Linked DNA regions of Mus musculus: region 1 is linked to region 2. A link is a loop called in an ENCODE intact Hi-C map of the cell type or tissue named here. Cell type or tissue: heart. All regions are shown on one strand.

Region 1 (8,000 bases), 270 kb before region 2:
GAGGTCAGAATTTTCCTGTTCCTGTGAAATACTCCAGCTTCTAGGGTTAGGTTCTGCTTCTGTCACAATTCCCAGTGGGTAAAGGGTTACTCTTATCCTTACCTTGTCTATATGGGAAGCAGAGGGAAAGAGAGAGAGATGTTTAATCTTAATTGTTCACTTGATTAGACATAGACACACCTAGGGGATTGTCAAAGCACATATGTGCCTGTCACGGTGCTTCCAGAGATGATTAGATTGTGATTCGGGGTGTTTCCTGATCTAATGAATGTACTAACGCCTTGATTTATAGTGTGATGGCAGTATATAAAGATGATGCAAGACTGGACAAAAGAGATGGCTCTACAGTTAAGAATGGTTGCTGCTCTTCCAGAGAACCTGAGTTCAATTCCCAGCACCCAGGTCAGGAGGCTTACAGCTACCAGTAACTCTAGTTCCAAGGGGAGCTAACACCCTCTTCTGACTTCCCAAACATGAAGAACTACACACAGGTCACACACACACACACGCACACATACACGCACATGCACACGCACACATGGTACAGTGTTAGAGATGAGGCTCAGGGAGAGGAATTATGTCACCAGGTGTGAATCCTTGGGGTCTATGCCATGTTCTGGTCCATTCCTTTCTTTTTGCTTCTAAGCCACCACAGTGCAAATAGCTCTGTCCCACCATGACCTTCCTGTCATGAAAGAAAGATGTTTCTGAAACTGTGAGCCAGAATGTGCTCTTTCCTCTCTTAAGTTAGTCTCCCAGGTGTGTTGTCATGGTGATGAGAAAAGCAGCCAAGGCAGGGAGCTGTCAGGTGCTACTGAGATGGCCACTGCTGTTGCTGTAAGGAACCAACTGTCTTGAATCTCTGACCCAGGAGTCTTACATCATCTATCTTGTTCATCAAACCATGGCTCCCAAGTAGAGTAGCCTCAGCTGGGGTAAACTGCCTCCTGTTATTTAGGGGAAGAAATCCTCTCTTGTCCTGCATTCCCACCACATGGATGAGAAGCTGGCTGGTAGGATGCCTTCCATCTGTGAAAATTCTCAGCTTTCTGCTGAGCAACTATTTTTCATCCTAACTGTATTAGTTATGTCTGCATCACCATGACAGAACCCCAGACAGAAACCACCAAAGGAGTGCAGAGCAGAGACTGAAGGAAAGGCCATCCAGAGACTGTCCCACCTGGGGATTCATCCCAGATACAGTCACCAAACACAGACACTATTGTGGATGTTAAGAAATGCTTGCTGAAAGGAGCCCAATATAGCTGTCTCCTGAGAGGCCCTGCCAGAGCCTTACAAATACAGAGCTGTATGCTTGCAGTCAACCATTGCACTGAGCTCGGGATCCCTAATGGAGGAGTTAGAAAAAGGACTGAAAGGAGCTGAAAGGGTTTGCAACTCCATATGAAGAACAATAATACCAACCAACCAGACATGCAGAGCTCTCAGAGACTAAGCCACCAACCAAGAAGTACACATGGCTCCAGCTGCATATGTAGCAGAGGATGGCTTTCTCAGGCATCGGTGGGAAGAGAGGGCCTTGGTCCTGTAAGGGCTCGATAGATGTCCCAGTGTAGGGGAATCAATGGCAGGGAGGTGGGAGTGGGTGGGTGGGTGGAGGAACACTCTCATAGAAGCAGGGGGAAGGGGGGTTGGATAGGAGGTTTCTGGGGATGGGGTGGGGGACTGGGTAAGGAGATAACACTTGAAATGTAAATAAATTAAAAAAAGAAAGAAAGGAAGGAAGGGAGGGAGGGAGGGAGGAAGGAAGAAATAAGAAAGAAAGAAAGAAAGAAAGAAAGAAAGAAAGAAAGAAAGAAAGAAAGAAAGAAAGAAAGAAAGAAAGCACCAAAGGAAGAAATGATTTACTTTGGCTCATGATTCCAGAACATCTCCGTTGGGGCGGTGGCAGATGTGGCTGCTGTTCACATCGTGGTAGACAGGGAGCAGAGAGTGACTAGAACCAAGGGCCAACCACAATCTTCAAAAGTCCACCTCTGCTGCTTCCACCAGCCACTGACAACTTCCCAAGTTGCCCCAGATTCCCCAGATAGTGCCACCAGCTGGAGAACAAGCATTGAAAACTTGGAAACAAGTGTTGAAGGGTGGACACCAACCCTTCTCTCCCAAACCATCTACATCTTTCCTCTTAAAGGGCTTCTAGGAAAACTCTAAAGGAAGAAGGAAAAAGGCAAATGAAACAGCCCAATTTTATTTCCTAAATGGATACTTAAAACCCACAACAAATGCTATATTGACTTTTTTTTTTAAATAGGCTATAGTCATGATCTCTGTTTGTATTTTTCTTGCCTTCTACTCTTTGGCTGCCTAAACATACAAAGTTATCTGTGCCATTAGCATCCAGCACAGAGCTATGGTTGGGTGACGCAGGTTGAACCGTCTGTATAGCATTTGGTGACTGATATGAACACACCGCTGTGGTAAAAACTTATCTTTTGAAACTAGCGTGGTTGCTGAGGTATGAGTCAGTGGTGTGAGCATGGGCAGAAAAAGAGTGGCAGCTGGTGCCCCAGTCGTGTGGCCAACTCTCTGAGGGACAGAAGTGGGAGGAGGTAGAGTTTCTTTGCCAGGATGGTGTTCTCAGCACCAGCCAGGAACAAACACAGGTCTCCCTGGTCCATTCAGAACACCCAGCCTACCTGGAGGTCAGAAGTTAGAGATGGGCACTGCCACTTAGAAATAACAACGACATAAACGGACAAAACTTCAAAATTTACATGCGAATGTTCTAGAAGTATAGAAGCTATAGCTAGAAAATAAACACACCACATGTAAGACATGAGACAGTGACTCAGATACTAACAGTTGCACATCCAGTTTTATTCACATTTAAAAGACTGTGTACTTACATTTTAGACACACATGTAAGCAAACACACATACATTGGATATGAAGACCTTACATATTTTCTTGTATGCTAGCTTTTTACTTTTGCACACACTATTCTGTGACCAAAAACTATAAATCCACAGACTGTTTAGGAGGGTTCCACATTATTTAACCTCTGGTAATTCTGATCTAGTCAACCTGGTTTCTGCTTTCTTGTTCTCAGGAACGTTGCTGGAACACAAACCCGGGCTCCATTTTGGGACACTTATCTAGCTATATTCTTGAATAAGCCTCTAGAAAAGGAATTTTAGGTCAAATAGTATGCATGTATTTAGAGCTTACATCCTATTATAACCATGCTCACCCCCTCGCCCCACACCCCCCAAGGCCTCCATATACAGGACCATCAGCAATCAGATAGATGTTTTGAGCCAAGCGTTGCATTCTGAGGAAGGGTTTGACAATCATCTCCCGCTGAGTGTCTTAGGCTGTCTCCATTTGTGGTGAAGGAGAAACCACTGTTGGCCATGTGTGGCTTTTCTCTGATGGTGTGGCCTGGCAAGAGTGTCCTTGAGTTTGTGCCATGATACACAAGGATGGTGAAAACAACCAAGACCAATAGTTCTCAGACTTTCAGAGAGAGATGAACCCAGTGTAAGAATACAGGGTCAAAACAACAGGTTGGCTGAGGGGAGTGTATGTAGTGTTCAGTGCTGTTTGCAGCCAGGTCCTCTGAGGCTGCAAAGAAGTTATCACCCATGGCTGAGTCTCATCTGGCACTCGGTGACAACACCCAGTACATTGTCGTTTTCTGTCTCATTTCAACGTAGGTCTGGTAGAAGTCTGAGTTCTCAGAGTGATTAGAGAGACAGAGACTCTAGACTGCGTCTTGCATAACGTCATGGAATCATAACGGAGTGAAATTCCAGATGTTTCCCATGTTCTAAAGCAACTCACAGGGCCTCACTACACGCAAGGGGAGGGGACTTTGCAGCAGCGTGCATTCCAGGGGACAAGGATCATAGAGGCACCTTAATGTCTGGTTCGTCATAATAAACAATCAGAAGCCTCTCTCCTTAAAGTGTTTGTTTTGTTTTGGCCAGGATAGTCAGGAAAGCCAAAAGCTTAGGAAAATGTAAAAATCTGAACCTCATTGACTGAAAGTAGTCATTTTGCCTGTCTCCTCTCAAGTGGAAGTGAATAACCCCCCATTGTGGACACGATGTTTGGCCCGAGGTAAATGTGGCTTCTTCAAAGGTGTTCCCCTAAACATGTGTTTTATGTTTTCTTGGAATTCGGTTCTGCCTCCCCAATGACTAAGTCATTTCCTCCCAACTCTGTCTCATGGAATGAGGTGGCATATCCAAACCCATGTCATAATGACCACATCGGAGACATTTTTCCATGTGAAATTCTGTGAACTATTCTTATGCTTTAATTACTATGTCTCCCCAAGACCAACCCTTGAGTCGCCACAGCTCCTTAAAAATTTTAAAACATGCAAGTGGCAGCGGGCAGTCAGAACTGTTCTTTAAAATGATATGAATGGAATTGACAGATGTGGCTCAGTGTGTAAACTGTTTGCCTAGTGTACACGAAGCCCTGGGTTCCCTCATAAGTACTGCATAAAAACCAGTGCTGTGTATACACATGGAAGCCCAGGCACTAGAGGTGGAGACAGCAGGATCAGGGCTTCAAAGCCATCCTCCTTAGTTACCCAGCAAGTTCTAAACCAGCCTGGGACACACGACACTTGGTCTCCAAAAATATCATCGGGCTGGTAAGATGGTCCGTTGCCTCCAAGCCTGATAACCTGAGTTCAACCCCCAAAACCCACATGGTAGAAGGAGAAAACTGAGCCCTGAAAGTTGACCTCTGACCTCCATTCATGCAGTATGGCACGCACTTTGTGTCTAAATACATAAGCATAATAAAATATTACACAAGTGCATGCGAAGTCATGTTATTAAAGGGGACCCCTACAGAAAATCCCTGTCCGTGTCCATACCATCTTCTTGTTTAAGCCTGTAGCCATGTTTATGTTCTGTATTCAACTCTTGCCTTCTGGGAAGCAGCTATAATCCACCATTTCCTTAGGGAACCGTTAGACTCCCTCCATACCCTTTGAGGGGTCAATGGGAAGGGAACAAGATTCTTATTCTTTTTTTTTTTTTTTCTAAGAGAATCTTTTAAAGGACCTATGTGAAGTGGAATTTAAGGGATCTTCGGAGAGTCTGTTGTGTTGGATGGTGTTTTGCTAAGGCAAACGTGAAGGAATGTCTCATTGAAGTAGGCACAGGTGAAAGACCAAAGCAGACTTGTGAAGGCGTGTTGTGCTGAAGCAGACACAGGAGAGAGGATGTTCTGCTAAAGCCAGCTCTTCAAAGGACAATGATGGAAGGAGTCTCTGCTAACGACTCGCATGTATTGTTCTGCCTTGCATTGCGTAGTTGAGCTGAGAGAGGCACAGCTGAGAACTTCTCCTGGTATGCCCTCAGTGTCCCTTCTGCTGAGCTTGTCACATGGTGGGAGATGAAATGGGCAAGCACATGCAGTGTTGGGAGCCGCCCCCACATTCGCCGTTACAAGATGGCGCTGACATCCTGTGTTCTAAGTGGTAAACAAATAATCTGCGCATGTGCCAAGGGTATCTTATGACTACTTGTGCTCTGCCTTCCCCGTGACGTCAACTCGGCCGATGGGCTGCAGCCAATCAGGGAGTGACACGTCCGAGGCGAAGGAGAATGCTCCTTAAGAGGGACGGGGTTTTCGTTTTCTCTCTCTCTTGCTTCGCTCTCTCTTGCTTCTTACACTCTGGCCCCATAAGATGTAAGCAATAAAGCTTTGCCGTAGAAGATTCTGGTTGTTGTGTTCTTCCTGGCCGGTCGTGAGAACGCGTCGAATAACAATTGGTGCCGAATTCCGGGAAGAGAAAATCCGGGACGAGAAAAAACTCCGGACTGGCGCAGGAGGGATACTTCATTCCAGAACCAGAACTGCGAATCAAGGTTATAAGGTTCCCGTAACACAGACTGTTGAGAAGGATTCAACTGCCGAATTCAGAACTCATCAGCTGGGGAACGACGGTGATAAAGGTTCCCGTAAAGCAGACTGTTAAGAAGGATTCAACTGTATGAATTCAGAACTTTTCAGCTGGGGAACGAGAGTACCAGTGAGTATGTTTGGCCTTGAATTTTTTCTGGTGTTAGGAGCCCTTTTGTTCTTTTTCACATGCTATCAAGTGATTAAGATAGGGCTGAAAATTCTAGAGGAAATTCAGGACAAGCTATCAGAAGTAAAGCGGGAAGAAAGAGTAGGAACAAAGAGGAAGTATGGTACACAAAATAAGTATACAGGCCTTTCCAAGGGTCTTGAACCCGAGGAAAAGTTAAGGTTAGGTAGGAATACCTGGAGAGAGATTAGAAGAAAAAGAGGAAAAAGGGAGAAGAAAAAAGATCGATTAGCGGAGGTCTCTAGGAGATACTCGTCACTAGATGAGCTCAGGAAGCCAGCTCTTAGTAGCTCTGAAGCAAGTGAAGAATCCTCCTCTGAGGAAACAGACTGGGAGGAAGAAGCAGCCCATTACCAGCCAGCTAATCGGTCAAGAAAAAAGCCAAAAGCGGCTGGCGAAGGCCAGTTTGCTAATTGGCCTCAGGGCAATCGGCTACCAGGTGCACTCCCGCCCTATGCGGAGTCCCCGCCCTGCGTAGTGCGTCAGCCCGTAGTGCGTCAGCAATGCGCAGAGAGGCAGTGCGCAGACTCATTCATTCCCCGAGAGGAACAAAGGAAAATAGAACAGGCATTTCCAGTCTTTGAAGGAGCCGAGGGTGGGCGTGTCCACGCTCCGGTAGAATACGTACAGATTAAGGAAATTGCCGAGTCGGTTCGTAAATACGGAACCAATGCTAATTTTACCTTGGTGCAGTTAGACAGGCTCGCTGGCATGGCACTAACTCCTGCCGACTGGCAAACGGTTGTAAAAGCCGCTCTCCCTAGTATGGGCAAATATATGGAATGGAAAGCGCTTTGGCACGAAGCTGCACAGGCGCAGGCCCGAGCAAACGCAGCTGCTTTGACTCCAGAGCAGAGAGATTGGACTTTTGACTTGTTAACGGGTCAGGGAGCTTATTCTGCTGATCAGACAAACTACCATTGGGGAGCTTATGCCCAGATTTCTTCCACGGCTATTAGGGCCTGGAAGGCGCTCTCTCGAGCAGGTGAAACCACTGGTCAGTTAACAAAGATAATCCAGGGACCTCAGGAATCTTTCTCAGATTTTGTGGCCAGAATGACAGAGGCAGCAGAGCGTATTTTTGGAGAGTCAGAGCAAGCTGCGCCTCTCATAGAACAGCTAATCTACGAGCAAGCCACAAAGGAGTGCCGAGCGGCCATAGCCCCAAGAAAGAACAAAGGCTTACAAGACTGGCTCAGGGTCTGTCGAGAGCTTGGGGGACCTCTCAGCAATGCAGGTTTAGCGGCTGCCATCCTTCAATCTCAGAACCGCTCCATGAGCAGAAATGATCAGAGGACATGTTTTAACTGCGGAAAGCCTGGGCATTTTAAGAAAGATTGCAGAGCTCCAGATAAACAGGGAGGGACTCTCACTCTTTGCTCTAAGTGTGGCAAGGGTTATCATAGAGCTGACCAGTGTCGCTCTGTGAGGGATATAAAGGGCAGAATTCTTCCCCCACCTGATAGTCAATCAACTGATGTGCCAAAAAACGGGTCATCGGGCCCTCGGTCCCAGGGCCCTCAAAGATATGGGAACCGGTTTGTCAGGACCCAGGAAGCAGTCAGAGAGGCGACCCAGGAAGACCCACAAGGGTGGACCTGCGTGCCGCCTCCGACTTCCTACTAATGCCTCAAATGAGTATTCAGCCGGTGCCGGTGGAGCCTATACCATCCTTGCCCCCGGGAACCATGGGCCTTATTCTCGGCCGAGGTTCACTCACCTTGCAGGGCTTAGTAGTCCACCCTGGAGTTATGGATTGTCAACATTCCCCTGAAATACAGGTCCTGTGCTCAAGCCCTAAAGGCGTTTTTTCTATTAGTAAAGGAGATAGGATAGCTCAGCTGCTGCTCCTCCCTGATAATACCAGGGAGAAATCTGCAGGACCTGAGATAAAGAAAATGGGCTCCTCAGGAAATGA
Region 2 (8,000 bases):
GAGCCATCCCTAACAGCTCTTCTATAGAGTTGGGGCAGTCATCACGTGCCGAGTCTGAAGGCAGCTGCCAAGGCCAGGGAAAGCTTCTCCCTGAGAAGTGCAGCATGGGCAAAGCAGCAGATAGAATCAGAGACCACAAAGAGTTCCACCAAGACCAGGAAAAGGAGAGAGGTGCAGGTATATTGCAAGAAATAGGCCAAGTTGGTAACGTGGGTCACAAACAAAGGGTCACCTGTTAAGCAAGACCTCCATCCCGATGCATGTGCAGTGAAGAAGTAACAAGGGGGCATGCTACAAGTTCTGTGCCAGAGCCTGAAGGCAGGGACCATGTGCACTTAGCTTACTGGTATTCACCCTAAGCCCAACAAAGAGCTTTTAAAAGATGTCCAAGCACTCAGCATTCGTCATTTACACTGCTGATGTCCAGGACTACAGCTGCTGATCAAGCCACCTCTTCCCGCAGTTTACCAGAGGCACAGAAGACAAAAGCTGCCTCAGAGTCCCCCTAAGAGCATGTGGGTCGCAGTGTCAATGAGCTGAGTCCCCGGGACTGCTTCCCAGAATATGGCCCTAATAGCATCAGCAAGAGGCAACCCTGAGAGCTTGTGAGAAATGCAGTCCCAAACACCAAGGCCTGATAAATCAATCATAAACTCTAGGGTAGACCCAGCAAACAAGGCTTACACAACTGGGAATTCTAATTCACAGACATGTTTGAAGGCCCTGGATCTGGGCATTCAGTATGTTCACTGAAGTTAAGTTTTTATATATTTATCTTAACTGGTAGCATCATACTATGTGACACTGTAATACGAGACAACAGGCACGTCTTGGATTTATTTTATTTTTGCAGTGCTATGGATCTTAATGAGGGTTTTGTAAAGTATTCTACCACTGAGCTAACCTCTTAGCCCCAAGGGTACCTTTAAATAAGTTTCAGATTAAACAATGACTCTACCCATCATGTGCACCGTGACTATTAAATAAAGTATAAAAATACATCTGTCTTTTCAAACACTGGCCAAATCACATGATCTTAGTCAAAGGCAATTGTTTGAACTCAAATTAACACCATTTTCTTAAGAAATGCACTCAGAAAGGGGCTCCTCCCTACTGACCCAAATCTACCACCCACACAAATCGAACAATAATAAATTCCCTTCAAAAAACCCTCCAGATCTGAACATAAATAGTCAGGGACAGAAACCAATGAGTCACTCACACAACAGAAAAATATACTACAGAAAGCTAAAGGCACCATTGCCCAACCCATGTTATTAGCTAAGTGCAGTGAAGCAGCTTGTTTGGAGTGTGTGCTCGCATGTATACACACACACACACACACACACACACACACACACACACATACTACACACACACACTCTGCCTGTGCACCTCTCCCCAGCTCTGGCCTCTGCAAACCCGGAGGCATGGTAAAAAGAACCAGAGAAGACACCTACTTCCTTATTTGTCCCCAAGCCTCTCCCAGCCGCGGCACAGGTGTAAGCCTGGCACGGGTGCTATGGAGGCTAAAAGGAGGCCTGGAAAGAGTCAAGAGGTTAAGTTATGGAGCAGGAGAGAGGAGGGAGAGTATGCTTTCAAATAAGCCCTCGCCAGGGGCTGGGGAATAGTGAGGAGCTAGGGAGTGGCTGGGAGCAGGGGAGCAGTGGGAAGCAGAGCTGCTGGGCTTCTATGCTGTTCCTAATCTCCTACCCAGTAGGGGCCAGGGCTTCATCACAGGCATCTGGGAGGGAGCAAACATTGAACCCATAGGAGAGGCAAGGGCCCCTTCATTCTACTTACACCAGCAGGGAGGAGTCCTGCAAACATGGTGTGTCCACTGCATTATCCCAGGGCAGGGGGCATGTCCTATAGTTTTAGACATGTATTAAAGTTTTCATTTGGGCATGGTAAAGACTATTACAAGGGCTGGAGGTACACCCCTAGTGAAGCCCGTGATGAGCCCTTGTGAAGCATTTTTTATAAAATGATTCCCCCTGCCCCCCCACCCCCCCCCCACACCTCTAAACAAAACAGAAGAGAGTTGTGCCTTGGGCTCAGAGACCAAAAGGATGGTCTGAACTCTGGTGGGAAGGACAAGCAGACTAACATAACAGCTCAAAAACGCCCAAATTTCCCTTTCTGGGCCAGGGAAATTGTAAGATATTTATCTACATACTTCCATACCTTTACCTATTAATGACAAGATACACTTTTAATGGGCAAGCTTGCTACAGTGGAACTTCCCAAGGACACACACTCCTAATACTTCCTTATACTCTCCCCCGGCCTGCCCTTGAACTCCTGCTGCATGTTAGCATTTGCTAGCACTGCACTCCAAGCAGCTCTCTGGCGACTAAGTCTTTGCCATGATGGGGTGCAGGGTCTGAAGCCCCTGAGCATATGCGTGTTGTGGCAAGGCTCTGAAGCAGGGCAATGGTGAAGGGCAAGCTGGGGTGCACTGGGGACTCCACTCCGCTCCGGAGATGAAGCTTTATATCCAGAAGCTACGGAAGAACGAGCAGAGTCACGTGGCAGAGATGAAGCTTTATATCCAGAAGCTACGGAAGAACGAGCAGAGTCACGTGGCAGCCCATGCAGGGCAGACATTCATAAGTGCTGGGGCACGGGAGAACGTAGGAAAGGAAGCAGGCGGTGTGAGAAGACTCTCAGGGAGAAAGTCCCAGGAGGAGTACAGGGAAGAAATGTGTGAGCAAGGGAAGAGTCAGAAAAGCCATGGCTAGGGAACAACCGGAATTCCACAGGGACCTTTATCTAAGTCGCTGCTGGACCGCAGGCCTGAGTGGCTCACAGCTGTAGCCAGGACCTCTGCTGCCCTCCTCCCCCGCCCACCTGCCTTGTGGGTATATGTCGCTGAAATTCTAGTCCCGCCCACCTATTACACAATGCTTATCTGGGTGTGATCTAAGGCTGGAATCCATGAAAGGAAGCCTGTGAGTTGGGAAACACTTTTGTGCTTGCTCGGAAGAGGGGATGAGGAAGTTTAAGCATAGAGGGATGCTATGAAACAGAAGTTTAAACTAGTGGACCCAGTCCTTGCCCGACTCCTATAATGTTCAGCTTGTTAAATGTGAAATTGTGGCCTCTCTCCATGGAAAACACAGCACTAAGGCTTTCCTGACCAGGCAAACATCCTGGACATATCAGCTTAAGAGACAGCATCGTCCTTAGGTATCCGCAACTGTTGAGGCAGCTGGCAGACTGAGGCAACCAAGCAAATGGCCACACATAGTCTAAGGGACCAGAAGATGTCTTTTTGACAATATGACTCTTCTGCAAAAATGACAGCCTCTGTGATGTTAAGTGTGAGCTGAACATAGGTGTGGCAGTAAAGCCTATAATCCAAGCACTCAGGAGGACTTCTGAGGTCAAGGCTGGTCTGGCCTACACTGCAAGAGTTTGTGTCAGAAAACAAAGCTGAACAATGTGGCTGCCATTTGTAGGGGAGGTGCCTACTTTTGTTTTCTAAATCCCCAAAGAGAAGAGGCTGTCTGCATCCTATGTGATTACAGCTTCCACTGACTGGTCCACATCCCTCCTATCAGGTAGACGCTGTCATTACTCTATGCTATACCTGCATATCTATGGAGGACATCGCAAAACCAGTGTTAGCCACACAGGTCACAGAGGAGCCACAATGGGGTAATCACCTCACTAGACTGACCACTAGCAAATTAACCAGAAAATAGCAAGAGAAGATGTGTGTGTGTGTGTGTGTGTGTGTGTGTGTGTGTGTGGAACCCTAGGGCACCGGGAAAGCACCAATGCTGTGAAAAGAGTGTGGCACATTAAAAATACAAGGGTCATTTGGTCAGGCGCCTCACTTCTGGCATTTGCACCAAGGTTCACAGTTAGTCACAACTGCTAAGAAATGGGTACTAAAAAAGGCCAGTCAATATAAGTAAGCAAAACCACACGTGGCACACAAAACACTGCAGGTATAATTTGACCTTGAAAGGGAAAACCTGCTATGAGCTAGCAAGAGGAAACTACTTAAATAAACTTGAAACAAGAAGACAAAGGCTGCCTTTCACAGGAACCATGTAAAGTAGCCACATTCATAGAAATAGAAAGTAGAACAAAGGTTAGTGTGGGCTGGGGACAGGGGAGGGTGCTAATGGCTTTAAGGGTTTCACTTTTACAAGAGGAAACTCACAACCAAAGCTGAGCATCTCAGCCGCTTCGAGGTGTAAGTGTGTGTTTTACACACAAACCAATGCCAGGGCACTACTCTGATCTGCGAGTACCTCCAAGGTCACGCAAGTACCTCCAAGGTCACCAAGTACCTCCAAGGTCACCCAAGTACCTCCAAGGTCACACAAGTACCTCCAAGGTCACCCAAGTACCTCCAAGGTCACCCACTTTCTCTCAAATGGCCAGAAGCAAATTATTATCACAGCGGGTCTTAGTAACCAGCATGGAATCTTACTTTTTAGTTTTTTTCCTTTTAAACAAGTCTTGCAATGTGGTACAATCTGCCCTTGAACTCTCTGCTCCTCCTGCCTCAGCCTCCAGAGACTATGGGAGTGCCCTCTCACACCAGGCCTAGAGTTTTGCTTTGCTTTGAAAACAAAGGCTTGCAGGCTGGAACGGGGCAGTGGAAAGAGCCTACAGATTCCCCTCTGGAGCACCACAGCTGGGAAGGGGAGGAGGGCATGAGAGGAAGAGGCCCGGCATGAGGAAGACTTCTGTAAGCCCGCGGCCTCCCAAAGGTCCCATCACTTTGACATCACAGCAGTCCAGAGCTCAGCATCTCCGTGTGGATGTGTGTGGAAAGTTCCCCGTTCTTTTCTGAAGACTCCCACTTCTGCCTTGTGTGGGAGGCCTGAGCTCTGAGGAGCTGTGCAATGCTGCCCCCTCACAGCTCCACAGTGACCATAACACATCTGACACAACAAGGAGCTGAGATAGGGACCAGGCACGGAGCTGAGAGGAGACAAGCAGGGCAGCCCCGCTAGCCCATGCTAGACCATGCTAGCCCATCTCCAAGCATCTGACAGGCTACTCTGTAAATGGTCCCCAAAGAACACTGATCCCAGACTCTTCTAAGTAAAGGACAAATGAAGACTGCTGTGAGCACTGGAGCTATTAAAGGACAAATGAAGACTGCTGTGAGCACTGGGGCTATGGGTCTCGGTCTTCTCATATATAAAGTGAGGCACTATAAGAATTTTCTTGTTTTGTTTAAACATGAAAAAAAAATTCCAGGCTATCAAGAAGAACTTTTTACAATCTATAGCCTTAGGGTATTGATGACAAGATTTAATCAAGTACAAAAAGAATCTTTCCACCTTGCTTACCATCAGTGTCTGTAGAAATGGCTTGGTGCTAAGAGCATGTACTGTTCTTGCAGAGGACACAGTTTTGGTCCCCAGTACCCACACTGAGCTGTACCCACAGTGAGCTGGCTGGAGTCACCTGCTGATCTTAGAATTCAATAGCCACTGAGGAAGATGGGCTTATAGTCCTCCATTGTTTCCTGAGTGCCCTTAGGCACAGCTACACAGCACAGGAGATGGCTAAGAAGCTGAGAACAACTTCCTGTCATTGAACTGGAAATGAGTGAGACAGGAAGAGGCTCAGGGAAGACAACCTGCTTGGTGACACTCTGCCACAAAAAGAGGCAAGAATTGGAGAGAAGAATCTACCACCAAAAGGCCTGGTGACCAACAGGTCCTGTTCTCACAAGCCTCAGCTTCTTCATCTATAAGGAAGTTGAATAGATGACTTTCAACATCCTCACCTGCTTTTAGGATTCCTTGAAAGTGGTACACTTGATATCTATCACACACTTTCAGCAATGCTATTTTGGGGGAGAAGTATGGGCAATCTTGACTCTGCCTATAGATGACCATATCAGCGAACAGAGAACACACACACTTGGGCTCTGCAGCTTCCATCAGTAGTTCTGAGTGGCAGGCAGTACAATGAGAAATCTCCTTAGATCTTTCTTGGGCAGCAAATCTAAGGAGGCAGGGGAGTGGCAGGATGATACTACTGAACTGGGTGCGGGGGCATATTCTAAACCTGTACTCTTGAATACTGTGTGATCTTACTTGTGGCCTCTGAGCACCTAAAATGATGTTACCATGAGGAGCTAATTTTTTTTTTTTCTGGTTTTTCAAGACAGGGTTTCTCTGTGTAGCCCCGGCTGTCCTGGAACTCACTCTGTAGACCAGGCTGGCCTCGAACTCAGAAATTCACCTGCCTCTGCTTCCCGAGTGCTGGGATTAAAGGCGTGCGCCACCACGCCCGGCTAGGAGCTAAATTTTTGTTGATTAGTTTATGCTTACATTTGAGTGGCTGTACCAGCGTCATGAGGTACCACAAATAACCAGAGGTAAGAAAGAAAGCTCGCCCATAGGGACCATCAGAAACTGGTTAGGAACAGAGAGAGGCCCACTATGTCCCATGAGGAAAGGGGGGAATGTTGGTACTGCGGTGGCCTGGAAGGATGTAGGGAAATCTGCTAGTGTTACTACGTGATGGGTTGTCTGCCAAGGGGAGAAAATAAGCAGGAGGTGCTTTATGGGCAAGAGAAATCACCCTGTGAAATCATGGCTGCCTGAACGTACAGCCCAATGTTCAGGAAGCGATAGACAGAGCTCCACACAGGCAGTGAGTACTACAATCCTCAAGCCCTACGCCATTCCTACTCCCCAAATACCAGACGAGGCAGCAGGAACACAGGCAAAAACAAAGCCTCCCAGCTTCCCTGCTCACTATATGTGGCCAGGTGACAAGGTTTCAGACAATGACATGCAAAAGACAGTCCACTAGGCATTTGTGGGAGGACTTCACTTTCTGGATATAAGGGCTTACAATTGGGCATCACAGCCCTCCTCCTTGGTGGTTCCTTGTTTGGCTTGGACATGGCGGGAAATGGATGAAGGATGCCTGAGAGGCAGGGGAAGGGAAAAGAGAGACAAGGCCAGGTACACTGGTAACATTACAGGGACAAAGAGAGGGGGCATTGCTTCTTATATTAAGGTTCTCTAGAGTCACAGAACTTATGGATAGTCTCTATATATTAAGGGAATTATTTGTGATAACTTACAGTCCATAGTCCAATCAACCCAACAACGAGCAGCTGTGGATGGGAAGTCCAAGGAGCTAGTAGTTATTCAGTCCCACGAGGCTAGCTGTTTCAGCTGGTCTTCTGTAGTAGGAGGCTCCAACAGATGTGCTGGCAAGTAAATGCAACCAGGCGAAAAAGAGCGAATCTTCCTTCTCCAATGTCCTTATGTAGGTCCTCCAGCAAACAGTGTGGCTCAGATTAAAGGTGTGTACCATTATGGCTGGATCTGGGATTTGCTTTGTTCCAGGTTGACCTTGAACTCAGATCTCCTTGCCTTAGTCTCCTGGGATTAAAGACATGTACTACCTTGCCTGGGCCTAAGCTTTTCATGGCCACCATGCCTTAAGAGCTCCATGCCAAGATCCAAGTCAGAACTTGTGTCTTCCAGACTCAAGATCTAGATTACAGGTGAGCCCTCCAATTCTGGATTGTAGTTCATTCCAGATATAGTCAAGTTGACAACCAGGAACAGCCATTACACTCCTCTTGGCCATACTTCTCACAGAAGACAAACGAGTCTCTCTGGTTACATCACTGTGCACTGGCTCAGACAAAAATCTCTAAATGATCTCGTTTGAGGCTGGAAATGAGAGACCATCAGGACAAAGCAAACTGAGTACCAGGATGCAAGGAGGGACCCTACAGAATAAAGGCAATTCACCAGGCTGGTTATATCCTGGGAGAACACATGGGCTAGGTGTATGCAGCTTGCTTTTCGTGGGGACAGATGCCCAGTGTACTGGAATTTGAGAGTTAGGCAGAGTCGCAGAGACTTCCTCAGTGTGTTGCATGCATGCTTTCATGATGAGTTCCAAACTTTCCTTCTTTCTTTGCAAGCATTGGTAAGAATGAACAAGACTTTGAGAAGGGAGGAATCCCCTCTCCCCCTGCTGTGCCTTCC

What was found. Hi-C counts contacts between places; a loop is a spot of excess contacts. Peaks named below come from ENCODE experiments on the same cell type or tissue, not always from the same donor. Only the 100,000 strongest peaks of a DNase experiment are listed, where the experiment ranks them.
Region 1: a loop joins it to region 2, with 2.3 times the contacts of the local background. A loop is called at or near these places in 2 of 42 quality-filtered maps.

The regions. Positions count from the first base shown.
Region 1 is chr5:64,562,468-64,570,467 of GRCm38, reverse strand. No RefSeq gene overlaps it. Among named protein-coding and RNA genes, the nearest start is that of Gm31423, 35 kb to the right of the region's middle. In heart, no CTCF peak of the experiment used is centred here; a DNase peak (open chromatin) is centred at 3,777.
Region 2 is chr5:64,293,374-64,301,373 of GRCm38, reverse strand. The region is part of intron 14 of Tbc1d1 (TBC1 domain family, member 1); the gene reads right to left. Among named protein-coding and RNA genes, the nearest start is that of Gm38634, 40 kb to the right of the region's middle. In heart, a CTCF peak has its summit at 4,870; DNase peaks (open chromatin) are centred at 2,563, 2,743 and 4,823; H3K27ac peaks cover 3,775 bases.